2 separate regions of the Mus musculus genome follow, and region 1 is linked to region 2. Evidence: chromatin loops called from intact Hi-C (ENCODE). Cell type or tissue: heart. All regions are shown on one strand. Links, peaks and the distances in the headings refer to the core of each region. The heading gives the core; the rest is flanking DNA.

The links. A loop is a pair of places that touch in the nucleus more often than their neighbours do. Peaks named below come from ENCODE experiments on the same cell type or tissue, not always from the same donor. Only the 100,000 strongest peaks of a DNase experiment are listed, where the experiment ranks them.
Region 1: it touches region 2 in a loop (2.3-fold over the local background); 2 of 42 quality-filtered maps call a loop at or near these places.

What each region holds. Positions count from the first base shown.
Region 1 is chr9:57,621,748-57,637,179 of GRCm38, forward strand. Csk (c-src tyrosine kinase) reads right to left here. Exons shown (of 13, transcript NM_007783.3): 2 at 9,620-9,696; 3 at 9,148-9,261; 4 at 8,933-9,045; 5 at 8,421-8,640; 6 at 7,513-7,606; 7 at 7,254-7,319; 8 at 7,074-7,173; 9 at 6,906-6,996; 10 at 6,430-6,503; 11 at 6,131-6,326; 12 at 5,970-6,056; 13 at 4,899-5,756. The coding sequence starts at 9,634. The coding sequence ends at 5,574. Among named protein-coding and RNA genes, the nearest start is that of Lman1l, 8.7 kb to the left of the region's middle. In heart, for the core only: a CTCF peak has its summit at 12,118; DNase peaks (open chromatin) are centred at 7,024, 7,214, 7,684, 11,954 and 2 weaker places.
Region 2 is chr9:57,534,428-57,549,859 of GRCm38, forward strand. It overlaps Fam219b (family with sequence similarity 219, member B), which reads left to right and starts at 3,101. Exons shown (of 5, transcript NM_001166364.1): 1 at 3,101-3,407; 2 at 3,597-3,684; 3 at 4,384-4,461; 4 at 4,819-4,867; 5 at 6,228-8,760. The coding sequence starts at 3,194. The coding sequence ends at 6,392. Mpi (mannose phosphate isomerase) reads right to left here. Exons shown (of 8, transcript NM_025837.2): 4 at 14,610-14,751; 5 at 14,101-14,283; 6 at 11,967-12,140; 7 at 10,768-10,976; 8 at 9,841-10,511. The coding sequence ends at 10,293. In heart, for the core only: a CTCF peak has its summit at 7,096 (motif pointing right); a DNase peak (open chromatin) is centred at 3,084; H3K4me3 peaks cover 1,827 bases; H3K27ac peaks cover 1,301 bases.

The sequences.
Region 1 (15,432 bases), core at 4,527-12,526, 89 kb after region 2:
TATTAAAGGCGTGCCCCACCACCACCCAGCTGGAGTCTAATTTTAACCCAACTAGAAAAATAAGATGATTGGGGAAACTGGAGCAATGGGTCGATGACAGCAAAGAATTATGGTTTGATTTTTAGGTGTGATATGGTACTTGAGTTATGGGTTTTTTTTTGTTTTTGTTTTTGTTTTTTTGAGACAGGGTTTCTCTGTATAGCCCTGGCTGTCTTGGAGCTCACTTTGTAGACCAGGCTGGCCTCGAACTCAGAAATCTGCCTGCCTCTGCCTCCCGAGTGCTGGGATTAAAGGCGTGCGCCACAACGCCCGGCTGAGTTATGGTTTTTAAGTACTTAGGAGAAACACATTAAAGCTTTATGGATGAATTCATATGTCTGGGATTTGTTCTCAACTGTCCCAGAGCCTAGGACAAGCCGGTGGTACAGACAATGCAGGCCAGACCTGGGATGGTAACTGTCCAAATGGACAGTTGAGGGTTCATTACATCTTCTGCCTTTTTAAAGCAAGGTCTCATGTCACCCAAGTTGGCCTACGACTTCCTATGATGCTACTGATGACCTTCAAGGTCTTACCTTGTTTGTGCCAAGGTCTAAATTACAGCATTTGTCAACTTGGGTTTTTTTTTTTTTAATTTATGTTTTGAAACAGTATTTTTTGTGTAGCCCTGTCTATCCTAGAACTCACTCTATAGACCAGGCTATTCAGAATTCAGAGGTCTGCCTACCTCTGCCTCCTGAGTGCTGGAATTAAAGGTGTTCACACCACCAGGCCCAGCTTACAGCTGTTAAAAAAAAAACCTGTTGTTTTCAAACAAGATGTCACTTTGTAGCCCTGGCTGGCCTGGCATGTAGTACCTACACCAGGCTGGTCTCAAACTTAGAGACCCATCTGTCTCTTCGTTCTGTCTCTCCTGCCTGGTTCTTCATCAGTTTTATGTGGTGTGGAGGATCAAGCCTAGGACTTCATTCTAGGCACTCCCCGACTGAGCTACATCCTCAGCTTGTCTGCGGCTTTCTATTCTTTCATGCTGGAGATCCAACCCAGGGAGCCCTACCACTGAGCTACACTCCATTCTATTCTTCGGGTTTGGGGTGGGAGGGTTGGGGTTCTCCTACAGCTGTTTCCTGACTTGGACCTCTATCCAAGCAAGGTATTGTGAATCATCTCCTTCATCTCCTTGGAGTTCTAACAAACCACCCTGATGGAAGGTCATTGAAACTTAGTAAATAATTCTGAAGACTCAGGAAATTCTGAGGGAAGGCTCTTTAAGTTGCCAGTTCTAGAGGTAGGCTCATTGAGACGCAGGAAATACACAATCCAGAGAACTCAGGAAGTCCCTGAAACTGACCGATATATAAGAGCCCTCAAGGTTATAAGGGTTAACTGTTGAGAAGGTTCAGACTGGTGAAGCTGCCTGGAAGACACCGATCTGGTGGAGTTTCTTTCAAGTTGTGCAGCAAGCTCCAGGGCTCAGGCTTTTGTGAACCATCATCCATGTGTTGATACAGCAGCATTTGAGTCGTTCTTCCTCCTGTCAATGACCCGACCCATACTCCTGAAAGTGGATAGGAGCTTCGCTGTAGCATTTACTGATACCTGAATCACACCACCTCCTGGCTTCACAGAAGATTGGCTGGAGGGAACTTGAACTCCTCCCCAGCTACTCCCAGCCATCCTGTTAGAAGCCAGCAATAAAGCCTCATGGAGGAGCAGGCCCAGCTCCCAGGACCCTAAGGCAAAGCGGGCACAGGAGGCTGAGCCCTCCAGTCTCGTCTCACCTGAGACTGTCCTTCAGTTTCTCTCCCGTCTCTTGTCTCCTGCCTCTAGCTTCCTTTCCTTTCCGTTTTTATTTTTTGTTTTTTGTTTTTTTTTTTTTGAAGTGTTTTTGTATCTGGAACAAGTGCTGGAGATTGAACCCAGGACCTCACATATGCTAGGCAAGAGCTCTTAACTGAGCTCTAACCCACCAGCCCAGCCCAGCCCCGCCCCGCCCCGCCCCGCCCCGCCCCGCCTCTGATCAATTTGCAGCTGAGGATGAACTTCCATTGCAGAGTCTCCTGTGCCCAGTTTTCAGGTGCCGGTGACTCCATGCCCAGACTCTGCACTACAAGGAATCAACCCCAGAGCTTCGTGCATGATAGGCAAACACTGCCAGCTACGCCCCAGCCCCAGATTTTACTTCTCTTTGTGCGTGCATTTCTCCTCTCCTCCAACCATCTGTGTGGCTGCTGGGTTGTTGTAAATGAGTATGACATAATTCCTAACCTAGAAGGTACCCCTAATACGGTACTACTTGGTACCCAGAAGTCCTGCTGGGTGTCACCTTCTGCCAGCAGCAGCCAGCCAATAGTGCAAAGGCAGCAGGATGTGCCACTTACCAGGCACTCAGGAAAAGGGGCAGAGATGGGGTATGCGTGTGGAGGGTGTCTCTTGTCAAAGAAGGGCCCATGGGCAGCGAGGTTGACTGATGTGTTCAAAGCTGAGAGGTATGGTATGGTTTGGAAGCAGGAAAATCTGAGAAAGCAGGCCCTGGGCCTCACATGGCTTAACAGACCCAAGGAGCCCAACCTGAAGCTATTATGACACTTTTCTTAAAAGGGTCTCACCTTGTAGTCCTGGCTGGCCTAGAACTCTGTATGTAGCCAAGATGGCCCGGGTGCCTTCTCACCTGAAAGGTGCTAGGGTTTCAGTGGTGTCTATCTGGTTTCAATTTGGTCATCAAACATTTACCAAGGCTCCAGTGTGTGCCTCCCTCCGTTGCAGTGTCAGAGGTCAACTCCAAGGCTGGCTCTACCACCCATCCCTACCACGCCTGTTCAATAGCTTGTTTTCCCCTCAGGACCTGGACATGATCCATGGGCCAGTGTCCTTCCCTCGGACAGTGGAATCTGCACGAGCCTCTGACCTCCTACTCCCTCTACTCCCGTCTTCCAGTTACGGACCCATTTTCCTGGAATGGGCCTGGCGGAACACAGATGCTACCCTGAGGCCAGTTTCCTCAGACTGGGGATGAAACCAACAACAGTCTCGTCCCAGTGCCTTCTTCGAGGCAGGCCCCCATGGCTTCCCCACAGGGCTCTCTGGGCCTCGGTGACACTGGCTCACTCTCTGCTCCACCTCAGGCTTCTCCTCTATGTCTTGCACAGGCAGTTTTGATTATTTAAAGACAGGCTGTCAGTCAGTAGCCCAGGTTGGCTTCTAACGCATAACCTTACCTGCTTCAGCTTCCTGAGGGCTGGCTTGGCAGGGGCTTCCTCTTCCGGATGTCCTAAGACGCCCTCAGGGTTCATCTTGTGCCCCTTACCATAGGATGTTCACCCATCAGGTTCAATCCACTCACTGGCATCTCTCAACTTCCTTCTCCAGCCTGGGTTCCAAAAATTCCCTACCTCTCGGCAGTTCCCAAGACACACAACTCAGTGTGCCCTCAGCAGTTCCTGTGTCCGTCTCTCCTCGGCAGGTGACCAGCTGTCGTTTTCCTCACACACAACCCACCAGAGAAGGCAGAGGTGTCTGGCTCCTCCCTTTCCTTCATGTGGTGCACGCTGACCCCATGACTAAGTTCCGATGTTGCCCCTTTAATCTCCCTAGAGTCCATCTGCCCCCACCATCCTTATTCTTATTTGCCTCACACACACCCAGGGGGAATCACTTTAAAACTCTATGACCTGGCATGTCTCTGCTGCTTCAAACGTGTTCCTGGATTCCAAGAGCCCCTGGCCTGATAAAAACCACATGCAGGCTACAACCTTCCCTCCCCAGCCCCATCTCCTATCTCTCAGCAATGTCCATCTGTAAAGAGTCATCTTCACCCACTTTCTCAGAGCTCTTCGACAAGTTTCCCTGCCTAGGTCTCCTGTCCAGGGGGGCGGGGGATACAAGCCCCACTCGTGCTCGCACCCAATCCTGAACTCAGCCCAAATGCTGCTTCTTGATCTATAGACAATACTCTTGTGTTAGGCATTCCTTCACAACAAGAGAGCCTGTCATTGTGTGACTGTCCCCTTAACCATGGATTCCAGTCTACTCCGCTCCATGTCTGAATCATCCGGCAGAGTCTACACACAGCAGGTATTCGACCATTTGCAGTTGACTGACTCATAACAATTAGCCTGAAGTATGTGCAGAAGGTGGCTTTGTGGGGAGGCATTGCTTTGGGAGGGGCTGGGGCACAGTGGGCCTGTGGAGGTAGACAGAAGACGAGCTTCAGGCCAGAGCACAACGGGACAAGGGGAACCTCCCCACTCATCTCAATGAATCAAGGCTCTCCTACCCACTGCGGCTCTGCAGGCCCTGGACAACCTGGGGGGAGGAAAGCCCATGACTGGTCCTCATTCTCCCTCTGTGTGTCCCAGCTGGGACAGACAAAAGGTGCCTCGCTCCATGCAAAGCCCAAGAGGGCACAGGGCTTGGCACACAGTAGGGTGGGGAAGAGCAAAGCTGTCACATGTTAGATGAGACGTGAGAAGCCCCAGGGGCTCCCCTTCCCATCACCCTTGAGGTCAGTGTGGCCTGAGGCATGTTTATCTGGGCTCTCACCCCAGAGCCACATCCCATCTGGCCACGCCAGGACTTCACTTCTTTGTGCTTCAGGCCTGGACAACACGGCAGAAGCAGCCAGAATCCCCAGCAGCATACCAAGGACCGGTCCCAGAGCCCGAGGCAGCCCAGGAGCTCAGGCTCGGGTAGTAGCTGGCAGAGATGGACAGCGGTGAGCACTTCCCCACGGGCAGACACAGGACACTGGCTCGTGCAGCTGACACAAAGAGGCGGTTACATCTCCTGGCCATGCTTCCCTCTCAGCCCCACTCACAGAGACAGGGGGATGGACAAGATGGCATGGGAAGACGACTGGGCAGACAGGCAGGCTCGGCGGAGGAAGCGCCGAGGCTGGGTGGCGGTGTCCTCATGGAGTGGTTTATTGATTCCATCTCACAAGGCGGTGTGGGTGAGCGGCCACAGCACATGAAATCCAAGCCCCCGACAGACGCCTGCCTTGGGCACATGCAAACAGCGCAACATGGTCAAGCGCAAACACAGGCGACCGAGGCAACACTGGACATGGAACACGGGATGGGGGACGGGCTGGGGTGATGGGTCCCTAGAGAGAGGCTGATTCCTCCCCACCCCCAGGGGCAGGACAGGAAAAATAAGATTCGTACTTCTTGTAAAATGCCCATTTGCTGGGTACTTTCTTTCTCCTTATGTTGAAAAATAATAAAAAATAAACACACGGAAAAAAATCTCAAAAAAGGAAAGGAATAAAACTCTAAGAAGGCGAATGGTGGGGCCTTGAGGAGGCCAGCTGCACGGCACTCCTCCTGTTCCTTGGCCTCCTCTCCTCAGCCCCTTCAGTGGGCACCCCAAGCCCTATAGGTGGGTCCATGAGAGAAGATGCCAGGCCTAGGTGGGGTCCCTGGGGGCCAGAAGGGACAGGCAGGTCAGAGGCAAGAGGCCTACCAGCCGGCTGGGGCTCAGTTCAAGTTCAGGCCCAGCAAGCAGCAGGGCACCAGATCTGTAATCTCCGAGGCCCTGTCCCTGCCGGCCCATGGCCTTGGCGGAGGCAGAGGTCACAGGTGCAGCTCATGGGTCTTGATGTGCTCGAGCTGTTCCCGAAGCTGCAAAAACGTGGGCCGTGTGGCAGCATCCAGGTGCCAGCAGTTCTTCATCACCTCGTAGACTGCGGGCGGGCAGCCATCCGGAGCGTCCATCTTATAGCCCTTTTCCACCCGAGGGACGACGTCCTTCAGGGGCTGTGAGCAGATGGTGTGTGAGTCAGCTCAGCGTCTTACAGAGGGAGCCCTACCCAGAAGCCCCTCTCTAAGAAGTCAGGGAATGGCCTGGAGGCTACTCAGGACAGACCAGAGGCCCAGGCTCCAGACAGACAGGCGGTTCCCGTGGGATGCTCTTGCCGCCCCACCCTCCCTCGGCTTCAGCCACACACTGGCCTCCAGACCCATACTCACAATTCTTGGGTAAGGCACTCGCCCGAAGGAATAGATTTCCCAGAGAAGGATTCCGAAACTCCACACATCAGACTTGGTGGAAAATTTCTGCCATGTGGAGAAGAGAATCAGCATTGGGTCCTAGGGAGCTCTAGAGGGGTGGTTCCAGGACCCTCGCTCACCTTCTCTCTCAAGGCTTCAGGCGCTGTCCATTTGACTGGCAGCTTGCCTGTGTCCTGAGTGCTGGAGGCTTCCTTAGTGAGGCCAAAGTCACTGACTTTGGCCACGTTGTCTTCAGACACCAGCACATTCCGGGCAGCCAAGTCCCGGTGCACAAAATTGTTACCCTCCAGGTACTCCATGGCTTCACAGACGTCTCTGAGGGCAGGACAGCCACATGTCCCTCAGACGGGGACTCCCACTCATAGCAGGGCAGGGGGCTCCTTCAAGTTCTTACCCCCACCCAGGTTGCACTACTCACAATGAGAATTTGAGGAGACAGTCTCCACCTAGCACCGAACGACCACGTGATCGAAGATAGTCCACCAAACTCCCCTGCGGGTGGGACAGAAAGGGACAGGAGGGGGTGAGCAGGGAGGAGCCAGAACACTAGTGATAGAGTGTTCATACCATTCAACCCCACAATCTTTGGGCCACTTATGGGTGGGAAAACGGAGGTCTGAAAAGGTTGGCATGACTTGTTTTTTGTTTGTTTGTTTTGTTTTTCGAGACAGGGTTTCTGTGTAGCTCTGGCTGTCCTGGAACTCACTCTGTAGACCAGGCTGGCCTCAAACTCAGAAATCCGCCTGCCTCTGCCTCCCGAGTGCTGGGATTAAAGGCGTGCGCCACCACGCCCGGCTCGCATGACTTGTTTAAAGTTGGCCAATAAACGACTGGCCAGGCCAGGCAGAGTGGAGGGGCTGTGGGAGGAACAGGGTGAGGCTGAGGAGAACCTACCTTGGCCATGTACTCTGTGACGATGTAGAGCCCACCCTTCTCCTCCACAATCACACCCAGCAGCTGGACGAGGTTGCTGTGCCGAAGTTGCCTGTGGCAGGACAGGGTGGTCAGGAGTTCGGCCTGCCAACCCCCCACCCGGTGCTCCACCCAGGCAGTCCAGCTCACGTCATGACGGAGGCTTCAGCCAGGAAGGCCTGGGCAGTTGCGTCATTCTTGATGCACTTGACTGCAACTTTGTTGCCCCGGTAATCCCCCAGCATCACATCTGCAGGAGAGGCAGGGGCTAGTTCCTGGACTCCCAGGGCTCCCCCCACCTAACCCCTCTCCCGGGCTCCGTCAACTCACCTCCAAACTCCCCCTTCCCTATTGTCTGTAGCAGCTTCAGTTCCTTCATGTTCAGTGCCCAGCCACCTGGGGACAGGGACCGGGAGGGAGGCGGAGTGTAAGTGAAGTGAACAGCTAATCTGAGGCACTTGAGATGACAGGCACAGACTAAACAGTTTTAGATGTGGGTGTCTGGGGTTTCCAAGCCTCTAGGGTAAGGGCAGAGGGCCCAGGTGAGGGGAAGTGGGCAGGTGGGAGGTCGGGTGCAGCGCGCACTCACTGCGGTAGAACTCATCCTGGGCCGCCACGGTGCCCTCCATGACCTTTGGTTTGATGAGGCGAGTGCAGAGTCCATCGGCATCTGTGGTGTAGTGCTGCAGAGGTGGGGCAGGCTCTCAGAACCAGACCCACTGGGCCCCATTTCTCACTGACTCACGCACTGCTCATGTCTGACCACCAGGGGGCAGCAGAGGCTAGTCCACACAGCCTTGAGCTGCTTTGTGTGGAGAGGTTTCTTCATTTCCAGAAGGGTGGGAATGCCTGTCCATTTCCCACATCACCCCAGCCACACTCAGCTACTGGACCCCCAGTTGTCACTACTGCTTTGGGCCTCACCAATATCTTAAGGTAGATAGCAAAACCTGCCCTGTTCCCTATACCAGTCTCTAGCAGGTGTGTACTCAGGGACAGGGCGGGCCAGAGATGAGAGTGAGCTCAGAGGAACCTATGGGTCTTTGATGCCAGATATGGCCTGGCTGGAACGGGTGGAGCCGGTGTTGGAAGCAGCAAGGACCTGTGTGCCTGCCTCCAGGACCTTGACGGCAATGTACACATCCCGACATGAGGTTCTGAGTGCTGGAGGAAGTGAGGTCTGGATCAGACAGACACCTCCAATGCGTAGACGAGGGGATCTTCGCTGATCCGAACCTTTGTGTCCTGATCTATAAAATGGGGATACCAGCCTATTTGTGGGCACTTGGGGGCAGCTTGGGGACAGACCTAAGCTCTTTCACACAGCTGGTGCTCCACACATGTGAGGAACCAAAGACTCAAAGAAGCTGTCAATGTGTCTGGGTCACTGCCAGGTGAGCTGGGTCTGGGTCTGTACTAAATGCCCTCAGGTAGACTCAGGCGTGTGTGTGTGAGAAAGGGCAGGATCACCCCCAGGCAGGCATGTACCCCACTCACCTCCACCAGCTGCATGAGGTTCTCAAAGTACACCTCCTCATCAATGCTCAGCTTGCTCGCATGATACATGATGCGGTAGTGCTCCACCTTGCCCTCACAGCTCACACACAGTGTGTAGTCTCCAGGGTAGTTGGTGCTTTCCCGCACGAGGAACAGGCCTGTCTCTGGTGGGTAAAGAAGCCGCTCGGCCTGCTCCCGTGTGATCTTGCCGTGGAACCAGCTGTGGGTGGCAAGGTTGGGGATCACAAGGGTACTGACCCGGGAGCCTCCTGCGTACACCTTCCCAGAATTCCCAATCAGCCAAGCATCTGAGGGTGTCATCTTCCTGTACCCTTTTTCCTTTCATTAGGTTCCTATTCCCCGTCTGTGAGGTCCAACCTCTAGTCCCACCCCTAGAGCCCTCACCCACACTCGGGGCTGCTTTGCTCTGATGCCTTTCCAGGAGGACCACGGCCACTTCCTTTCTGTCCCCCAGACCAGGAGCCTGAGCCCTCTGTCATCTAGGTACTCACGGCATAAGGCTGAGTTTGGTGCCTGCCTTCACACCCTCACGCTTCTGGACATAGTTGGCTGGGATGATGCCCTCACGGCCCACTTTGTTTTTGGCTTTGTACCAGTTGGGGTCCTAGAGAGAGGACAACACAGACACACTCTGAGGCCTGCCTCCTGAGGAGCCAAACCCAGAGGAAACCCCTGGAGGTGAGAGAATGGGACAAGCATCGAGTACCTTGGTGACAGCCACGATGGTGAGCACATCTCCTTTGCAGAAGGGAAGGTCTTGCTCAGCAGTGCCATGGAAGTTGTACTTGGCAATACATTCTGTACCGGATGGCCAGGCGGCCTGCAGGATAAGGGAAGGGTGTGTGGGTACAGCCTAGGGTCCTTCTCTACCAACCTGCCTGAATGCCCTTGAGACCAAATCATCTTAGCTGACTTCCATGAACCTGGGGGAGATACCCTTTTCTAAAGAAGTCTCCGGCCCCTCCAGCTCAGATTCCTCTGTAGCCCTCCCTGGGGCCCCATGCCCAACAGAGCACACTGGAGTTAGTGTTACGTCACACAGTCTTGACTGGGAGGGCGGGTTGAGCATGGGTTGGAACGGGCTGCTCTAAGTACCTACTCTCTGTCCGGCCTGGGGAGGGCGGGACGTGGGACTGCTTCATCTGTTCCCTACTGTTCCCACCGCAGCCCCACGATACCTGTATTGCCGACATCTTCTGCGGTCTGGCGTCCCCGTGCTACAGGAAGGCCGATCTGTGACTTGGTACCATGAGAGCTGTGGGAGAAGAGCGGAGCTGAGGAAGAGTGAGAAGATGACCCCACCTCTGCGTGTGACCATCAGCTTCTTCCTTAAAGCTGCAGGCCTTGGTGCCAAGGCTTCTACGTGTGGGTCCAGGGCTGTTCTATCCAGCCTCAGGATAGAAACACATAGACTTAAGAGTCCCAGGGAGGTGGCTATCAGTCCTGTCTCTGATATGACCAAAGGACCAAAGAGGCCTGGAAGATTGGCAGGGAAGGGAGTCCAGGGAAACTCTGAAATTGGGCAGGTGCTATGTGGTCCAGGAAAGCTTGTTTAGAGGCCTCTGTACAGACAATGTCTGTGCTTCCTTCTCAGTACACACCCAATAGGAAACAGCCCGTGTCTACCAGGAGAGGGGAAGGTGCTCTCCCGTGGTGTGCTCTGTAGGACCGGTCAGACAAGGAACTGCCCAAGTGCTGAAAATGAAGTAGCCAAGGTAGGGAGGTGGCACAGAAGGGAGTGCGGTTCAGCAGTGGCTCGACCCACTCAGCCACTCATCAACCACGAAGCCAGGCCCAGGAAAGCAGGAGCACTGGGGCTCCCTTTGCATCAAGCTCAAAATCAGTCAAACCAGCCCAGGCTTGTAAGGATGAAACTCGGGGAAGGACCGGACAGAGTGTGAGGGGACTTCAGCTATTGGTTATGGGGACTCTCTGAGCTCCCTCACAGGGTTTGTTCAAAAGCAACTTGCTGGCTGTACCCTGAGAGCTGTCCATGCACTTTAGTAAAAGTGATTCCCCAAGAGCAATAAGCATGCCTGCACACACGTGTGTTGTCACCACTATCGTTTCAAATACAGCCCCAGGCCTCAGATAACCCCAGAAAGATACAGAGGCGCTGGGCCTACTGTTTCCTTTCTGGTGAGAAAACAGAGCCAAGGCCCTCTGTGATCACAGGGTTAGGTGACAGACCTACCTGAGATGGGATAGGTGAGGTCTAGCCTTAGGCCATTATGTATGTATACTACCACTGGAAGGTCTAGCCTTAGGCCATTATGTATGTATACTACCACTGGAAGACGACTTTCAGTGTAAGTGCTGTAACATGTGTATGGGCATGTGCGTGCACACTGCACATACACACACGTGCAGGAAGCATGGGAACTGAGCCCTTAAGACTTCAAAGATAGAGGGTGGGAGCTAGGGACCTTAGTGGACGGTAGTTGCCTAGAATGCTCAAGAGTCTGGGTTCAAAACTCTAGGACGAGGTGCAGATCTCTATGTTTTAAGTCCATGACCTATCAAGCAAATACAATTTGGTACAGAAAGGTACTTGTTAGAAAGGCAGAGGGAAGAGGGTGAGGCAGAGGGATGGCTAGTTGGAGGCCAGCCTAAGCTATGTGGTTAAAACCTTGTTTGAAAAGAAGATGACCAGAAAAGGTGACACAGAGAAGCTTAGTATATTAGCTGAGATGGTTAAGAGCACTGGCTGCTCTTCCTGAGCCTCTGGGTTCACTTTCCAGCACCCACATGGAAGCTCAAACTGTCTGTAACTGTACTTCCAGGGGATCTGACACCCTCACACAGACACATGCACACAAAACTCCAACACACATAAAATGAATGAATCAATGAATGAATGAACGAACTGGTCTGGGTAGAAGCTGATGAAATAAGGCAGAACCAGCACCCTTGTCTGTCTGCTGCATGAGAAGGGTTCTGGTGGCCCTGGCATGAACACTGCAGGGTAGCAAGGAGCCTCCCATGGCACCGTAAAGAGCCATGGTTGGGCCCTGAGGGTGATAACAGAAGCACGCACTCCCGAGTCCAGCAGAAGCAAGGGTAGAGGGTGTGGGGAAAGGAACTCCTAAGCAAGATCCCTGGTTCTGATCAGATCTGGGCCTTGAACCTGGCTTTATCAACATGCCACCTCAGAGAGAACAAATGAGCCCTGTGGGCCTCACATCCCCTCTCCCGGAAACGGAGAACAGTGAACCCCTGCAAGGAGACTGGAGGGAACAGAATGAGACTTCAGAGTTGGAAGGGCCTGACATGTCTCCTGTCCCCTTCAGAACAGTCCTTCTTGCAGCCAGAAGCAAGCAAGGCTATCAAGCTGTTGTCTAGACTGACGCCCAGAGAGAGTGGAATAGGCCCCACCCCCTCACACCCAGTATTTCCATGATGGAGCCAGCATGAGCATGAAAGCCACTTCCTGGGCCCTGTGGATGCCATGCAAGAGCTGTGAGCCTCCTTCCCTGTTTCATACAAGTGAAAACTAAGGTCCAAGTAGTTGCCCAAAGTCACAAAGCCTGAGCTAGGGTCCCACCGCCATTGGTTGAGCCCCAACCTTAGGGTCCTCCTATGGAAATCCTATTAGCTCAACAGCTTGCCACACCTCCTCCTCCCTCCCCAAATTCAGAACTCACTGCTGCCACCACAGGAGGCAGCGGAGGCTGGGCACAGTTAGTCACCCTTCCAGCTGTCAGTTTGCAAACACTCCTTCCTGGCCTGCAGCTGCCGTGCCACCTCCCTGCTGCCTTGATGATAATAATAAAGCTAATCACAGGCCCTGTTTTCTGAGTACTTACTCAGTGTCAGGCCTTATCCTTGGCACTTCATGGCTCGTCCAATCCTAATGACTGAGAAACAGAGGGGCTATTATTACCAACCCCATTTTACAGATGAAGGCCCCAAGTAAAGCCCAGAGTACTGTGAGGCCGTGCCTGAGGCCACAGCTCCAGTGAGATGTCATGTCCTGCCTCAGACTCCTGAGCTCCTTGGCCAGGACTCTCTGCCTACCTGGTGGCCTCTGCCTTCCATATCTCGCATACCCTCAGGGACCGTGGTCTATCTGGATGGACAGGGCAAAGAGCAGACATGTAGGTAAGGATATGGGGAGAGGATGGGACAAGGCAGCAGTGGTCAGGGGATGCTGCCAGAGGGGAAGACTGCTCAGCCACCGGATCCAGGAGAGTTGAACCTCCCTGACTCCATCCATAGCAGTGCCTTCTGAGGCTCTTATTCTTCATGTACACAACAGCTAGGTGAGAAGCCAGCTGCTGTGACACCTGGGTCACTACATGCCTTACCAGACATCCTCTAACCTGTCAATCATGTGAGGTCACCAGGCTAGGATGGCTGAGCAAGATGCCTTGCCTTATGGTCTCTCCAGCAAAGTCTGATGCTGATAGCCAGCGTGGCTTAAAGAGACTGCTTATTGAAAGCCACCTTCCAACTAGCCAGTGAGTAGGCACAGAAAGTCCTTTGTGGGGTCACTTGAATGACCAAGGCGCTCTAGGAAGGCAATGCAGGACCACTGTTCTGGGAGTAACTCTGTATCCTGGCCCTGGCCCTATGACCTCTGGGGAATCCGGGAGCTCCCTATATTTGCTGACTTCAAGCACTGTTTCTGTCCCCCTTTCTCACACCTGTTCTCAGACACCTGCACTCTGACTACTTACCTGTCCTTTCCCTTCATCCAAGGCATTTTTATGCTGCCTAGGGTACAGCCTCCTATACAAGCAGAAAGCAAAATAGAATAGGTGGCAAGAGATTGGAGAGAGTACACACTTGAAGCCACACTGAACTAACTACACAGTGAAACCACCAGGCGTGGTGGCGCACGCCTTTAATCCCAGCACTCGGGAGGCAGAGGCAGGCAGATTTCTGAGTTCGAGGCCAGCCTGGTCTACAGAATGAGTTCCAGGACAGCCAGGGCTACACAGAGAAACCCTGTTTCAAAAATCAAAAATGAAACCAACCAACCAACCAACTGAAGAGCTAGATCAGCAGGTAAAATGTTTGCTGTGAAGACCCAAATTTGGTCCCAAGCACCCAAATGAATCTGAGTGTCGGTGGCATGTGCCTGTCATACAGTGCTGGAAGGCAGGAACAGGGGTTCTAGAACTTGTTAGTTCGCCTGCCTAACCTACCTATCGAGTCCCAGGTTGCAGTGAGAGACCCCATCCCAAGAACAAGATGAACAGTTCCTAAGGAATGACACCCAAGGTTTCCCTCTGGCTTTTACACTCATGTGCACACAGGCATATCCACACACAAGTGCACATGGGCACACACACTCACCAAACTTAAAGACCAAACTCTCCAGAGTAAGGCATCTGATGCCTGTGACTAGCAATCCAGCAAGCCCTGCATGCAGCCATGTATGTACGGATAACAGGTCAGTAAAGCAAACTGTGAGGCACATGAGGAACTCCGTTCTGATCCCCATCCCACGCCCGGCAATACAATGGCACTTGTGGTCAAGCCTGACAACCTGAGTCTCACCCCTGGAAGGAGAGACCCAACTCCTCATAGTTGTTCTCTGACCCCCAAATGACACACACTGTGTGTGATGTACACGGGCACATACGCACACACACATTATAACAAAAATAAAAAGAGGCAATGTAAATGTGGGAAAATGTTAAGATCACATAAATATACGCAAAGGATCTACAAGTGTCTAACAACTACTACTACTGCTTCTGCTGCTGCCTCCCAAGTGCTGGGATTAAAGACGTGTGCCACCATGCCCAGCTAGTTTTGGATTTTTTTAAAGATTTATTTATTTATTATATGTAAGTACATTGTAGCTGTCTTCAGACACTTTTTCTTATTGCTCTGGCCCCGGCTTGCTCCCTGTAGCTGTCTTCAGACACTCCAGAAAAGGGCGTCAGTTCTCATTACAGATGGTTGTGAGCCATCATGTGGTTGCTGGGATTTGAACTCACAACCTTCGAAGAGCAGTCAGTGCTCTTAACCGCTGAGCCATCTCTCCAGCCCTGGTTTTGGATTTTTTTTTTTTTTTTTTTGGTTTTTTTGAGATATGGTTTCTCTGTGTAGCCCTGGCTGTCCTGGAACTCGCTTTGTAGACCAGGCTGGCCTTGAACTCAGAAATCCACCTGCCTCTGCTTCCTGAGTGCTGGGACTAAAGGTGTGCGCCCCATGCCCGGCTGGTTTTGGATTTTTGATACAGGTTCTGGTTATATAGTCCAGACTGATTTCAAATTCCATCCTCAGCCTCCAGGACAGGGTTACTGGCAAGCACCACCACACCCAGGTATAAATTGTGTGGGTTAGCATCTTTTATTACATTTTATTTAATTTATATGCATGTGGATGTGTGCCCCAGTGTACATTTGAAAGCCAGAGGGTAACTTGTGGAAGTTGGTTCTCGCCTTCTGCGTGTGGGTCCTAGCGATCAACCTGAGGTAGTCAAGCTCGGTGGCAGGCACCTTTGCCAGCAGAGCATCTCCCTAGCTCACAAGTTGTGTTTTAGAGAAAGCAAATACACATTCCTGAGCTTAGAGATGTCTAGGGAATCTTTGAGAGACACAGAGAAGGCTGGAGAGATGGCTCAGCAGTTAAGAGCAACTGTTACTCTTATAGAGACCCTGGGTTCAGTTCTTAGCACACATATGACAGCTCGTAAATGTCTGTAACTTCACTTCCAGGGAATCCGACACCCTTTACTGAACGCCACTGATACTAGGCATGTACATGATGCACATACATATGCAAGCAAAACACACATAAAATAAAATAAATACACCTTAAAAAACCAGATAAATAATAGAAGTTGCCTCTGGGATGGGATCAAATTAAAGGAAAACTCTGTTATTCTGTATTTCCTATTTTGTCCTCTTTTGATATATACATTGAGACTCGTGCAGTCCAGGCTAACCTCTAACTCACTGTGTAGCAAAGGAAGGCTTCCAATGAGTGACTCTGCTATCTGCCATCATACCTAGCTTATCTACGGCTGGAGACT
Region 2 (15,432 bases), core at 2,982-10,981:
TTTGACATACACCCCTCCCTAAGGGGTTGTGAGCCACAGGTTGAGCACTGCTGCTGCAGACCATTCATTAGCTGAGGTAGGGTAGGGTAGTTTTATACATTCCCACCTACCACCAGCTCCTGACTTTTTCCCTCCCAACTCCACATATTTTGAATCAACTTTGAAGAATATATGCTTTCAGGCCAGCAAGATGGCTCAGTGGGCGAGGGTGCTCGCTCTGAAGCATGATGGATGACCTGAGTTCAGTCTCCACAGCTACACAACAGGAGAGCCCAAATCGTGAAAGTTACTCTGACTTTCACACCTGTGCACACAAGTTATCTAGCAAAAAAAAAAAAAAAAAGGTATAAAATACAGTTCATATTTTTGCATAGTCCAGTCCATCCTATAATCTGCGTGTCTTGCAGTTCACTCATGGTGGCACTTGTGTTTAGCTCCACACTCAAGAAACAGAGCCATGTGGACCACTAAGTCCAAAGCCAGCCTGGTCTACATAGTTCCGGGCCAGACAGCAACAAAAAAACCCTCTGTGCTATGTGGAATTTTAACTATATCCCTCTCAGGAGACATGATCCTGGCTTTTTGTTTTGTATTTCAAGTCAGGGTTTCTCTGTGTGGCCCTGGCTGTTCTAGACCAGGCTGGCCTCAAACTCAGATCTGCGTGCTCTGCTTCCTGAGCGCTGGAATTGAAGGTATTTGCCACCATATCAGCCATATTGTAGGCCCCCCCTCAAGTTTTTTTATTTCGTTTAAATGAGTGTGTGGAGTTCAGGGGAACAACTTAAAAGATTCAGTTCTCTCCACTAAGTAAATCAAACTCAGGTTTGGTTTGTCTGGCATAGTGGCAAATGCCTCTGGCTGAGACATCTTGTAGCTTTTCATATCTTCCTACCAGGTTAAGGCAAACAGTAGAATGTAGCAGTAAGGTAGGAAATGGGGTTTAGATTCAGACCTGTGTTAAACTCTTATCTACCAAATAGCACTTTTCTTGAGACAAAATTACAACTTAACAGTGAGGGTGAAGATTGTCACCAAGGCGAAAATGTTTTACTGCCAAGTACATCCTGGGTCCTCCACTCCCACCCCTAAAATTAGGCAACTTCGTTTTTCATTGTTTCCAAAGAGCAGAGTTGGAAGGTTTGTTTATAGGCCACACAGGGGCAGAAACAAACGAATGGATTGGGTGATTACTTTGCTCTGCTTAGAAGCCTAGGGCAGGGAGACAGGAAACAAAACTGACCAATACAGGTAACTTCTGGTTATTTTTTTCTACAAAAGAATTACGGCAGCCAGGCAGTGGTGGCCCAGGCCTTTAATCTCAGCACTTGGGAGGCAGAGGCAGGTGGATTCCTGAGTTTGAGGCCAGCCTGGTCTACAGTGTGTTCCAGAACAACACAGGCTACAAAGAGAAACCCTGTCTTGGGGGGGGGGGGAAGAATTATTATTATTATTATTATTATTATTATTATTATTATTATTGAGGCATAGAGAGCTATGCTGTCACACCGATGAAACCGGTTTGGCATATCTGATTATTTCTTTCACCTGATTTCTCAGGCCAGCTTCAGTCCGGTGACTTGGAGTTTTGTGGATTAGCCAGATCTTGTGGATACTGATCTTACTCCAACAAAATTGTCTCACTTATTTTGGAAATGAACTCGGCTTCATGTGTGTTAGGCAACATTCAACAACTGAGCTGTATTCCCCAGCTGAACAATAAACTGAGTTGTGTGTTTCTGGAAGTAAGCAATTCCAACAGCTGGGAATGGTAGTGTAAACCTGCAATTCCAGTACCTGGGAAACCAAAGCTCGGGGATTGTGAGTTTAAGGCCAGTCTGAGCTACATAGCGAGATTCTGCCTAAAAATAAAAGGAGTCCGGCAGATAGTTTGGGGTGGAATTCACAAGATAGCATAGGTTTTATCAAATCTGATTTTTTTTTTTTCCCAAAGCTCTGATCCCAAATGCTTCTTTTTCTCCTATGCAGCATTTTTTGTTCTTTTGTCCCTGGGTTTCGGCTGTACAATATTGACCTACCCTTTGACAATGTGTTAGCCATGGAACAGTCTCGCGATATTTGGCAGTTTCTACAAGGATCTGGAGCTTATTTCCAGCCAGACACAAGCACATCCCTTGGGGGCCAGAGTCAAGAGTCTTGACACAGCCTTGTACCCTGCCACATAGACTCAAGAGTGCACTTTCACCCTGCTTGCTGGTGTCCAATTTATTTTTGCTACTGCAGGACTTTCGTTCTTTTTTTTTTTTTTTTTTTTAAGACAAGGACTTATAGCCCAGGCTTGTCATGAACTCGGCCTCCACCTCCCTTGACCTGAGCTTACAGGTGTGCACCATCATTCCTAACTTCCCATTTTACCACCAAAAGAGGGAGGGAGAGAAGAGGAAAGAGAGAGAGGGAAAAGGAGAGGGAGGGAGGGAGGCCTTTTGCATGCCAGGCAAGAAGTCTATCTCTGGGCTATATAATTCCAGCCCCAAGGTTGTATTTAAGTGTGGAAATATGCCTAAAGAGAGCCAGCTGTGGTGTATGCCTTTAATCCCAGCACTTGGGAGGCAGAGGCAGGCAGATTTCTGAGTTCGAGGCCAGCCTGGTCTACAGAGTGAGTTCTAGGACAGCCAGGGGGCTACACAGAGAAAACCTGCCTCGGAAAAAAACAAAAAACAAACAAAAAAGAGCCAGCTGTTGCCAAGGTCTCGGACAGGCAAGAAACCAAAAACCGGTGGCATTTGTGTAGGATGCCGTGGGTAAATCCTGACCCTCCCAGGCCTGTTTTCTAGAGAAGAGCCCTGTAGCCCCTTCATATGAGCCCGACCCCTCCTGTATTGGTCTTAAAGGAGCCCCGGCTGCGGTGAAAGAGGCCTGCAACGCGACTTGGGTCGGCACAACCCGCTAGCCTACCATGTGTCATTTTACTTGACTACAGACTGAACTGACTTTCCTGCACATCCACAGGCTCAGACAGACTTCGGGTCTCAGAGTACCTGAAAGGCAAGACCTGGGCTGGCCAGTTCCTGACGGGTAGGGCGGAACCTTGATGCTCTCTCCGCAGCAGGCGGCCGGAAAGCGCCAAGGGAAACCCGCGCCTGCGCGCCGCCATCTTTCTAAAGGCGTGTTACGTCTTGTCATTCGTTCTTCCCCGCGCCGGTCTGGCCACTGGCGGAGCGGGGCGGGACCGGTCATGGCGACCGAGGAGTTCCGCGGGCATGCGGTGCGGATGTCCACCCAGGGGTCTCAGCCTGGCGCGGCTCCCGACAGCGTGGCAGGAACTGCGGGGCTGCCCTCCGGACAGAGCGGCGGCGCGGGCCTCCGGCTCGGGGAACGCCCGCCCCCCGCCATGGAGAAGCGGGGACCCTACTTGGTGACACGCGCACCTTCCATTCAGGCTAAGCTGAGTGAGTGCAGTGGGCTGCATAAGGGTCTCTGCCCGAGCGGGTTGCTGTGGCCTGGGGTTGGTCTCTAGAGCCCCGTGATCTTGTCCCCAGAGTGGAGGGGGTTTAGGTGCAGCCCTCTCCTGTCCCCGACAGTCCGAAAAGCAGCAGAATGGGGAAGACCTGGCTGACATAAGACCCTTTGACTTCCAGAGAAGCACCGGGACCATGCCAAGGCCGTTCTGCGGAGAAAGGGCATGCTGGGTGCCTTGACGAACCGACCCGATTCTTCAGGGAAAAGGTCTCACTGGGCTTTTTACTTCCTCTGTCAGCAGCGTTCAAAGGCCCTATCCCTTCCTGTTTGGGAATCAGGGCACTGTTTAAGGTTGAGCTAGCTAGCTTATTTGCTGGTATCTTAAGAATGGGAACTAGGAGGGATGGGGCTGGGTGGGAGAGTGAGAACTGGAACTACCTCTACTCTTTATTAAAAGACTGTGCAAAATAGAAAAGTCATAAAATAGACTTTGTAAAAGGGGAGTTGCATCAGTGCACAGATAGGATAGCATTAAAGGATGAGATGGTTGCTGGAGTCCCGGGAGTGAAGATGGAGAGCCCGTGCAGTATTTTTGGAGTTTTTTTTGTTTGTTTTTTAAAGGCAGAATGGTACCCTCTTAGAGCTGAATAAGACCTCACACAGCTGTTTATAGCTGAAACTCAAATGTGACTTGCCTGGGATCCCCAGGCTAAGGTGGAAAGATGCAGCTTTTTACCTGGTTCCTGAAATGGGGAGGTGGGCCTTTCCTAGGAGCTTTCAGTGCAGTAGAGTGGGCCAGAAAAGAATCCGAGAAGCCGGAGCCAACTGCATAGAACAGCAGTTCGTGGTGACTGTGACCGGGTAGAAGGAAAGTCTGGAATAGTCCACTCAGTTCTTTCTGCATAGGGATCAGGGCTCTGGCCTTCCCTGTGAAATGCCTCTGCTTTCTTCCCCGCCCCATCTCAGGTCAGTGAAGTTTAACAAGGGCTACACTGCTCTTAGCCAGAGTCCAGATGAAAACCTGGTGTCCCTCGACTCTGACAGGTGAGTGCTTTCCTTGGAAATAGTCAGCAGTGACTTGAATAGATCAGCAGAGTGCTTGATGCCCTTGCCTGCTGCCTTTCTCCCCCGAGGCCCTTCATGTACACTCCAGGGCTGCTCTCTTTTGACTGCTGTCCCTTCCAGGGATAGCATGGCTGGAAGTGTTCCTGTCCTATTGGGCTTGCACTTTTAGCGAGAATCACCTGCGGGAGCCATTGGTGCTCACTGGGACTCTGGGCTTGAGTTCTCTGGTGTGCAGTCTTTGCTTCACAAGTCCTTCAGACCCCCTTGCATGCCCTCGCCATTTGCAGCTGTGCCACAGAGATGTCCCCTGAACTGATTGTCTTCCTCTTCTCCTAGTGATGGGGAGCTGGAATCCAGATATTCCTCCGGGTATTCCTCTGCAGAGGCAAGTCCAGAGCGCCTATCTGTGCAGGGTCAGGCTGCAGGCAGGTCACCACCCACCACTGCCAAAATGTTTGTGCTGCCTGCTGTGTGCACAGCACGGTGCTAGATTCCACTTTGCTCCCTAGTCTTCCACTATTCCCTCTTCCCTAAGCAAAGAGAGACAGGCATCTTAGGATGGCTGTTGAAATTCAGGAGACTATATATCCTCAGAGCTAGAAGTGATGTCAAGTCCATAATCTTGGAATCCTCTTTCTAAGTTCCGGCTAAGTGTCTATAAACTGTGCTGGAATGCTTCTTGTGATTGGTCACTCACTACATCTAAGAAACATTGCTTGCTGCCCTCTTTGGGTAGTTTCCAGGTCTTCTGTTTCTTGCAGCCTGGACCCACTGGTCATAGGTTTGCCTTCCAGTGTTGAAAGGTAATTCAAGGCTTCCCTTTTTTTCTCTGAGTCAGCATTCAACCCTCCCCCACCCATCTTCCACTGAGCTTGCTTTCTTCAGTTCCATCTCTGGCAATAGTATGAGCACACCTCCTAGGCTGGTCTTTAGGACATCTTTCTAGAGTGATTGTCCCAGCGAGAACCAAAGGGACAGAAAATTCTCAGCCAGGCATGGTACCATGTGCCAGTACAAGTACAAATGAGCTGCAGTTAGGGACATGGCCGCACTGGGTAGCTCGTCTTTATTCTCCTAGGAATCATTGGTTAATCTCAGTTTTGCAAAGGAGAAAACAGCTTGCACATTGTACCCTCCTTATATGTCTAAGACATTAAGATTGTCAAAAACTAAGGAAATTCTGTCAAGAATCACAAGTCTAAAAATGTCCTAGCATCATTGATGTCCTGCCTACCAGCACCCTGGTGAAAGCAGGCTGGCTTTGCAGGAACCTAGCCCTGCCAGCACAGAAGGAACTAGCAGCAATGCTGTCCCCCTACCACTTTCTACTGTTCCACATATACCTCTAATACTCAAGCCTAGTTTTCTGTTGCCAACCTTCCTCTCTACATAGCCCTGGCTGTCCTGGAACTCGCTCTGTAGATCAGGCTGGCCTTGAACTCAGAACTGCCTGCCTGTCTCCCAAGTGCTGGGATCAAAGGCATGTACCACCACAGAGGACAGCCCCATATTCTTCAATCTTGATATGGATATCTGGGTGACAGATTTTTAAAGAGAAGCCTGGCTGGTTCTCAGTGAGCCTCTGGGGAGTTCCTCACTGCTGGAAAGACACTGCACAGAAAGGGCCGTCCTTCTGTAATGCAGGATGTGCAGAGGCCTGGGGCTAGGTAGAGCAGGGACCTGCCTTTAGGCAGCAGCTCTGTATGCCTCGCATCCTGTTTTACACTTCTGTCCTCTTCCTTTAGCAGGTGAACCAGGATGTGAGCCGGCAGCTGCTGCAGGATGGATATCACCTGGATGAGATTCCAGATGATGAGGACCTGGACCTCATTCCTCCTAAGCCTATTGCTTCTTCCGCGTGTTCTTGCTGCTGGTGCTGCCTTGGGGATTCTTCCTGTACCCTCCAGTAGCCATAGCCCTCCAGGATGGGCCGATGGCCCCAATGGCCCTTCACAGTGATACTCAGTGCACTGGGTATCACCGCCAGCCTAGAACCACTGGAGGCATTGACCTCTGGGGAGGCCAGTGGCCTACAGGAGCCCTCACCTGGTGCTTCTCATGTCAGAGGCCCCCGTCTGGGTCATAGGTGATAGGTGGAAGTCGGCAGGTTCCCACTGGGGCAGTTTCAGGAAGCCACTTTAATAAGGGAGGAGAAACTTCCTGAGGTTCTTATGCTGATTGCTAAGAAAACCATTTACAGACATTCTGACTCCTCCTGAGGAGGGAGAAGAAAGAACGAACTCCTTCACTCAGGCTGTGCTGGGGGTATGGTGAGAGGCAGAGAGCAGCACTTTATGGCTTGCAGGAGGAATCTCAAAGAATACAGCTGGGAAGCGCCAAGTGGGTTGTTCCTTAGGTTACAGCAAGGAATCTAACTTAATGATGGAGTGGGCCTGTGGCTTTCAGAACCTCTGAACTTGGACCATTCTGCTGGCCCTGCTGTCTGGATGGGCTTAGTAACTCTGTTGGCCCTTCCCCTGTTACAAGAGAACTGCTCTGTTGTATATGTTTATTTATCTGTAGTTCCTTGGCATTGGAGAGTTTCTCCGACTTTTTTTTTTTTTTTTGAGGTAAAAATTGGATTGGCAGGAATCTGCAGTTTTTGTTATTACCAGCAGAGGGAGCTGCTGGGAAGTTAGTGCCTTCCTATGTTTAGCTGTGTAAGCTTTTGAGAAGTATTGATGGATGAGAGGTGTCCTGGTGTAGCTGTGTGACTCTGGCCTACATGGAAATGTTTAGACAGGATGGGAAGGGGAGACTTAAGCCAGCTCCTGGACCCCACTTGAGTTGATGAATCTGCAGTGCAAGGAGGCCTTCCCTCTAACAAGGCACATTTCTCTCCCCAGCACAGGGCTCACAGGCTGGTAGAGCACTTGCCTAGCCTGTGCAAGGCTAGGGCTGATGCACAAAACAAAACAAAAAAAAAAGCCTCTGGGAGAACACAGCTAAGCCCCAAGCCTGAGACTCAGTACTAAGCCTCTTCCTGGAATCTAGTTTTCCCAGTCCCCCTCTGCCCGGGTCCTCCTCTTTGGGGTTTTTTTTTTTTTTTTGGTTTTTCGAGACAGGGTTTCTCTGTGTAGCCCCCTGGCTGTCCTGGAACTTACTCTGTAGACCAGGCTGACCTTGAACTCAGAAATCCACCTGCCCCTGCCTCCCAAGTGCTGGGATTAAAGGCGTGCGCCACCACTGCCTGGCCTCTTTGCTTTATCTTACCCAGGTGTGTGGTGAGGCTTGGGGTAGATACGGTTCCCAGCATAAGGGGCGGCAATAGTCAGAGTTAGGGGTTGGGCACCACATGTGACTGTCCGTCCAGTGATTACTGGAGGCTTAGGAGAAATGATATGCCTGCTATGTCCTTTCATAGGTAGTAGCAAAAAAGGTAAGATCAAAAGATAAGGCTTTCCCTATTACTTGGCCACAAATCTGTTCTCATGATTGTTGCCAGTGCCTAGCAGGGGGTTTTGTTGTTGCTCTCAGGCTGTGGAAGGCTGAAAAGAGTATACTATGTCTAGGGGCTTTTTACTCGACTGCTTGGCAGCATCACAAGAAGGAAGATGGGACAGAAGCCAGAGGCACATCTACTTGGTTCTTGGGTTGGGTCATAGATGCTGCCTGGGCTCTACAGTGGGAGTCTGCAACTCTGTGCAAGGATCTCATTCTGAGCACTTTATGTATGGCCTGCAGGGAAGGAACACAGACCATATCCAGGCTTCTAGGGCTCTGCAGAGGTGGAGTCCTCATGTGCAGAGGGAACAGAGATAGTACAGAGTAGAGAAAGACTTGGTGGTAGGGCTCAGTGAGGCCACAAGGGCTTGTGGAACTTAAGTGTGGAGTTCTATTTCTGTTTGGTTAAAACAGAGTAGCCTGGACATTTGGCAGCTCCTGGGGGTGGGCAGTGCCCAAGAAACCACACTCTCTGGGGTAGTTGTACTTGGCTAGAACTGTCCCTGGAAGGAAAGTTGTCGAGCTAGGTGGCCTCGTGTGGAAAAGCATTACTTGTGGAAAAAGCTCAGTAGTGTCCAGCTAGGAGGGATAGAAATGGGCAGCTGTTAGGGGACAGACAAAAATAACACCAATAAAGGCACAGAGGTGCTCACACCCTAACTGCCTTAATTCCAAGGGCTGGGTGTTCTGCGGGAGGCTGTCCCTGGGAAGGAGGGCGTCTGAGCCTCCTCAGGAGTGCCTGTGCCTCCCCCACGTTTGTTTACACTGCCCCTCAGTCCTCTTTCTTGCCTTGCACTTTCATAGTCTGTTATAATAAATGCAGTCCTGGTAGTGAGCTGTACTGTGCTGCAGTGGGTGGCTTGGTTTGGTTTGGTTGGTTTGATACAGTTTTTCTGTGTAACCTTAGCTATCCTGGAACTCACTCAAACTTAGACCAGGCTGACCTCAAATTTAAGAGATCCACCTACCTCTGCCTCCCAAGTGCTGGGATTAAAAGCCAGCTTTGGTTTTTTAATCTTATGTGGGGGGGGGGGGTACACTTAAGTGTGTGTGTACTACATGTATGCAGGTGCAAGAGTCCATAGAAGTCAGAACAGGCGTCAAATCTCTTAGAACTGGAGTTACAATTGTGAGCCACCACATGGGAACTGGGAATGAAACCTGGGTACTCTGCAAAGACAGCAAGTACTTTTTAACTGCTGAATTGTGTCTCCAGCCCCCAATACATAGCACTAGCCTGAGCTGTCTGATAACCTCAACAATACATAAAGGGGCTACGAAGATGGCTCAGTTGTTAAAGTGCTTACCATGCAAGTATGAGGACCTGAGTTCAAATCCCTGAGCCCTCACCCCAAGCACCCAAATAAGAAGCCAAAAGTAGTGGCACACACCTGTAATCCCAGTTCTGAGGAGGTCAAGATGAAGGACCACTGAGACCTGCTAGTTAGTCAGTCTAGCTGAACTGGTGAGTTCCAGGCACCAGTGAGAGACCCTGTCTCAAAAAAAGGTGATGGTTCTTGAGGAGTAACACGCAGGTGCATGTATGTGCACATACATGCCATGTGCACATACATGCCATGTGCACATACATACCATGTGCACATACATACCATGTGCAAACACCAGGGGCCATTAGGAAGCAGAAGCAGAGCTCCAAAGCCAACCTTTGGAACATGAAGACAGTCTCAGAAAAAGTCAACTACAGGAGCAGAAGGCCTCCCTGCAAGCTGTCCAACTGAGGCTGGAGCTGGCTTCCTCTCCCACCCCTTCCTGTAAAAGCATTCTGGAATCCAGCCTGCCCACCCCCACGAAGCTGTATGAAGAATTCAAACCAAACCTGGACATCATCAGAGAGCTCCTTCCTCCCACATCAGGGACAGGCATACCAAAGGCTGACTGCTCTTCACTCTGTATCCTCAACACAAGTGATCTTTAATTACTTTGACGGAGCTAGAGGGAATACGCTTCATTAGTCCACTGGCCTACCCCTTCCCTTCCTTCCCTTCCCTTCCCTTCCCTTCTCTGCAGCTGAGAGCATGCTGAGCTAATGCTGGGGGATGCATGCTTTGTTAGCCTAACACCTCAGCTAGGGCAGAGTGGTTGCCTCTTTGGTGGACACACTGGCTCAGAGGTAACAGTGTTGAGAGGGTACAGAAGAGTGGCAGGCCTCAGGCTTCATGCATACAGAAACCTTGTCCTGAAGATGGTCCAGCCTGGGCATGCTCCTGGAGTTACTAATGCCAAATTTACTGCTTCTAATCCAGTATACATTCAAAGAGTGCACAACAGGGACAGGGATTGGGCTACACCTGAAATATGGAGCTGGCCAGGATACAGTGGTAGGCAGAGAGACTAAGAACTAGTCTCTACAGCAGACAGCAGGCCCGGAATATCAGCAGATCCTTGGGCACAGTAATCTTCAGTAAGACACTCTCATTGGCTGCAATGAAGAGCACTCCACCACGGTACAGAGGGATTTCTGCATGGGCTGAAGGTATGATAGCTGTCACTGTCCCTTGGACCATCAGAAGGATGCTGGCAGAGTCTAGTGTTGAGACTTTGTATTCAGTGACAGAGCTAGGGACCTGTCAGAAAGAAGTGATAGAATAGTATAATTTGCACTCTACTCCTGGGTTCTAGACCACCTTGGGGGCTTTGCTGCCTCCTTTCCCATTATTCAAGCTCTTGGCACTACGAAGGCCCACATCTGGTCCCTGGCAGAGAGACAGATGGGCTCTGTGGCTGCCCCGACTAAGTGGGCTTGACAGGAAATCCAGCCCCAGGTATCCCCATGTAAGCTTCACATGCTACCCAGGGAACCTTCCTGGTCCACCTACTTACCTCCATCTTCATAACAGTGAAGTCTGGCACAGGAGGATCATAGATAGAGAGATAGGGGTCATCTTGACTCTGTGCTGGGGCAAACAGCCTGTTGTTGCTGGGGCTAGGTGTGTAGTTGAGCATTTCACACAGGGTTGGCACATCAATGAATTTGGGTGTCAGGCCAGCACGCACGGTATTGTCCGAACATGCCATGCATTCCACGCAGTCTAGAGACAGAGAAATGTCATGTAATAAGATGGTGAAGTACGCCATGGAAGTTGGCTCTCTAGGGCTGAGCCTCCTAGCTTAGGCCATGTGAGTGCCTATGAATTGGGTTAAAATGTGTGAATAGCATTGTAAGAAAATATGTGAAGGTATTAGGCCCCAAATTATGTTAGCCCCTGCATTAGCAAGACTTCTGCAACAGAATCCTGCAAACAGTCAAACGGGACATCCAGTCAGACATGGTGGTTCAAGTCTATAATCACTGCACTCACAGGCTGAAGGGGGGAGGGGGTGCCACACATTTGAGGCCGGCCTGGGCTACAGAGTGGAGACCCTGTCTTAAAACAAGAACAGCAATAAAAAGGGAGGCTCCCTGGGCAAAAATGCAAGCATGAGCACCTGAGGTCAAATGCCAAGACCCCACATTAATGCCAGTGTGTAACACAATGGTGGTAATCTCGGCAGTCCTCCGGGGAGACAAGAGACTCTCTGCAAGTTCACTGCCAGCTAGACAGGAGTATGTGGTGAAAAAACAAACCAAAACCCATAAAAAGAAACAAAATCAAAACAAAAGAGACCCTCAAACCAAGTGGAATAAGGATGAACCTCCAACCCCCAGGCTCCTGAGCTCCTTGCACATCCTTTGGTCCATGTGCACCTGCATTCACACACAAAGAGCATCCTTTTGTTGCATCACCCATATTTTAGTGTAAAAATCTCTCCAGGCAGGTAGCATTGGTATGCAGTCACAAGTGAGAACAGCAGCTTTGTCCAGTGTGGCTTGCCTCAGATTTCCACACTCATCAAAGGAGCTTAACATCAGAACTTGTAGCTAGTGGCAGATTGTGAGCAGTATCTACCGCCCAGCTGGCAGCTACTACCATCCATACTGGCTCAGTCACCCCGAGGTCACCAACCTCTCTCTTTCAGCCATATGAACAAACAAGGTCCAAGGTGGGTGGCCCTGGGGCTTACTACTAAAATGGGCTCACCTCCCTTCAGGTAGGCATGGGGTACGTTGGCATCCAGAAACATGGCTTCCCCAGGCTTCAAGGTGAGCAGGTTCAGGAAGTAGATGGCGAAACATCCGATATCACCTGGGTGCTGTTGGTGCAGCTGCAGCAAGAGCTTCCCATAAATGTCCTCCATATTGTTTCCGTCAAATACTGAGGGTCACAGAGCATCCCAAGGCCACTAAGACACACATGGTATCCACAGCTTTACCCTGACAAGGGAGCCTTGGTGAACAGTCCCTACCTGACAAATGCAGCTCTTAGACGGGGCCTCTCTTAAACATCCCTCATCCCTCATCTTTGCACAAAAATATCATCTCTCACCTCAACCATGCACAGGTCTGGCCTGGCTACAACAGCTGGGCATTGTGGTACACAGCTATAATCCTAGCACCAAGGCAGAAGGCTCACCGTGAGTGAGAGGTAGACAGATTGGACTGCTGAGTATGACCCTTTCTCAAATGATACAGGCTAGGGACGTACCTTAGTTGGTAGAGTGCTTGCCCAACATGCATGAAACCCTAGGTTTGATCCTCTGCCCCACAAAAAAACAGGGATGGTGGCACATGCCTGTAATCCCAGCACCCGGAAGATGGAGGGAGGAGTGTCAGAACAGTAAGGCCATTCGTGCCTATATAACATGTTTGAGGCCAGCCTTGGATACAAGAAACTTTCTCTCAAAGAGAGGTATGGGGGAAAATTATATGAAAAAATATTTAAAACACATATACCACTAGCATCTGTTTAGATTTTGACAAAAAACATTGTCTCCAGACAATTGCCCAAAAACAGTCTCCCAATTAGGGACCACTTATTGCTCTTAAGCTCAAAATCTATTACAGACAGGGAGGTAACCCGAAAGCTTCATGGAGAGTGTCAAATTCCCTACTAACCAAGGACTTCCCCTTTGTTAGCACTTCAGCTCCCTCCCATGTCTCAGGAAGTCTGTCCATCTTAGCAAACTGGGATGGTTGCCTACCCCAGAAAGCACAGGGCACAACATGCTATGGGCCAAAATGTGCCCTGGAAACTGACCAAGAGAAGAGGCGCTCAGCCTGGGCCAGAGGGAGGAGGGAGGCGTCTTGGGAGGGCAGGAGCAGGGTGAGCTGAGTTTCCTGGAACACGCAGATAAGGGAGGAGTGTATTCAGAATGTGCAGGACCCACAATAAAGAAAGCAGTGTTCGTTCCAAGTGGGAGGGTGGTTTCGGTCTTTGGTCTTCACATAGATACTTGCTCAGTGCCTACTCAGCTAACACTGGGAGGAACATGAAGTCTCTGGCCTGGAGATTCCCCGGTTTGAGCAAGTGAACACATGGTGGTAAGGAGTCCCTGCATACTTGGATGTCAGAACCGAGCGCAGGCCAAGGTTCTCTAATAGTATGCAAGCAGGTAAGATACTCGGAACCGCGACACGGAACGAGGGGGCATGCACAGGTGAGAGAAAATGGCTGTAACACCAAAGTCACACAGCCGACTTAGGCAAAGACTGAACCGCAAGAGGGTTCTGGGGCTGCCTGGAGAAGGAGCTGGCCAGTCGGGCAAGGAGCTAAGGCTACATCGAGGAGCTGCCATGTAAGCTCCTGGCTGAGACTCTGCCAGGAGTCTCACTGTGTTCGTTGACTCTGCAGGACAACAGAGACTCAACCACACCCGCCTTGGTCGTTTCCTGAACTCTGTTAGCACAAGGTCAGACATCTTTAAGGAAGAGGTTGATGGTTCAGAGCACAAGGCTTGCGTCCTCTAGCGAAGGGTGTGCTTCCTGCTCCCTAGCCCCCCAAATGCAAGTCTGCCCCACGGCAAGCAGCCGGAGAGTTGGGAGGAATCTGGGAACACCTGGAGAGAGGGCCCTGCTAGAATCCATCCTCTAGGCCAGTCTGCTTCCAACCACCTCAAGGAAACCAGTCTAGAAGAAGCATTCACCCTGGGGCCGCAACTCCACCAAGACTGGGAAAGAAACGGTAGCTGCCGATCTTAGGACCATCTAAGTTTGGCCCCTTTTAGTGTCCTGCTTGGTGAAAAGGGCCAGCAATCCTGTCTCCATGCCTCATCCCAGCCTGGTGTTGGGAGCCCAGGCTTAGGCAGCGTACCCACCCAGGCCCCTGCCACACCCACCTTGCTGGGAGATCCGTTTCACCAACAGGTTAAGCTGCTCCACCACCACCTTCTTCTCACTCTTCATCAGGTGGGAAAAGCAGTTCCTCAGAGCAGAAGCCATGGCCTCAGTATCCCCACCCACGCTCTCCTTCAGCTGTGCTGTGGCATCATCTCCAATCAGCAACTGGAACTCAGGCACCTCTGTAGGGTGGCCAGGGCAAGGAGATGTCAAGAATGAGGAGACAGGACAGGAAGAAGTGAGGTCCTCCCACTGCATCCCTAACCAAAGACCAGCAGCGCTACCCAAACCTTGCTGTATAGACATGGCTCACCACCAGCCCTCAGCAACCACACCTGAGCCTGGTCTCACCCTCTGGCCCACTGGCCCCTAAGACTGCCTCATGAGGCCAAGATCCCTTTAGTCCCTACGATATTAAGCCTCACTGTCTCTATTTCCCCTCTGGCCCAGGCTCCTCCTATGTTCCAGGCCCAGTGCATGTACCCTCAGCATTCCCACCCAACCTTACTCTTCATAAAGGTCACAATCTCCTCCACTGGCCGGAAACCACACAAGCCCTGGAAGGAGGTAAGGGCAATGGCCATTTCTGGCTTGTGGTTGGCATCAGGGTAGTGCTCTGGAGCCTGGAGATGCAGCTTCTCTGCCAGCTCCTGTGGATGGGCAGTGGAGGACAACAATTGGGGTACAGCTACCATCATTAGGAGTACCAGCCTCTGCAGTCGCTGCTGCCCACCGCTCCATTTACCAGAAAACAGTGGCTTCTTACCTCTGGCAATGATCGCAGTCAAGGCATCATGCAGAAACTTGGAGTTCAGCCTACCCAGGGCAGAAACATGGGCCAGGGGAGAGCTGGGACAGACTTAATTAAGAGGCCTGGCCTGGGGCCAGGAACCCTAAACAGGAGGCACATAAGCTGTGTGATGAGGGTAAATGATTTAGGGGGAGGTAGAGTTAGATTCTATCTGGAGTCTCAGGTCATCCTCAGCTACATAATGCATTTGAGGCCAGCTTGCGCTTTGTAAGATCTTTAAAAATCCCCAAATTAGGGGTTGGAGAAATGGCTCAGCGGTTAAGAGCACTTGCGGCTCTGGCAGAGGGCTCAGGTTCTTTTCCCAGCATCCACATGGTGGCTCACAACCATCTGTATCTCCAGTTCTAGTGGCTTTGATGGCCTCTTCTTTCTTCCAAAGGCACCAAGCATGCATGCGATGTACATACATACACGGAGGCAAACACATAAAATAAAATAATCTTTTTAAAAAGGTCCTGGAAGCCAGGCATGGTGATGCACGCCTTTAGTCCCAGCACTTGGGAGGCAGGCAGATTTCTGA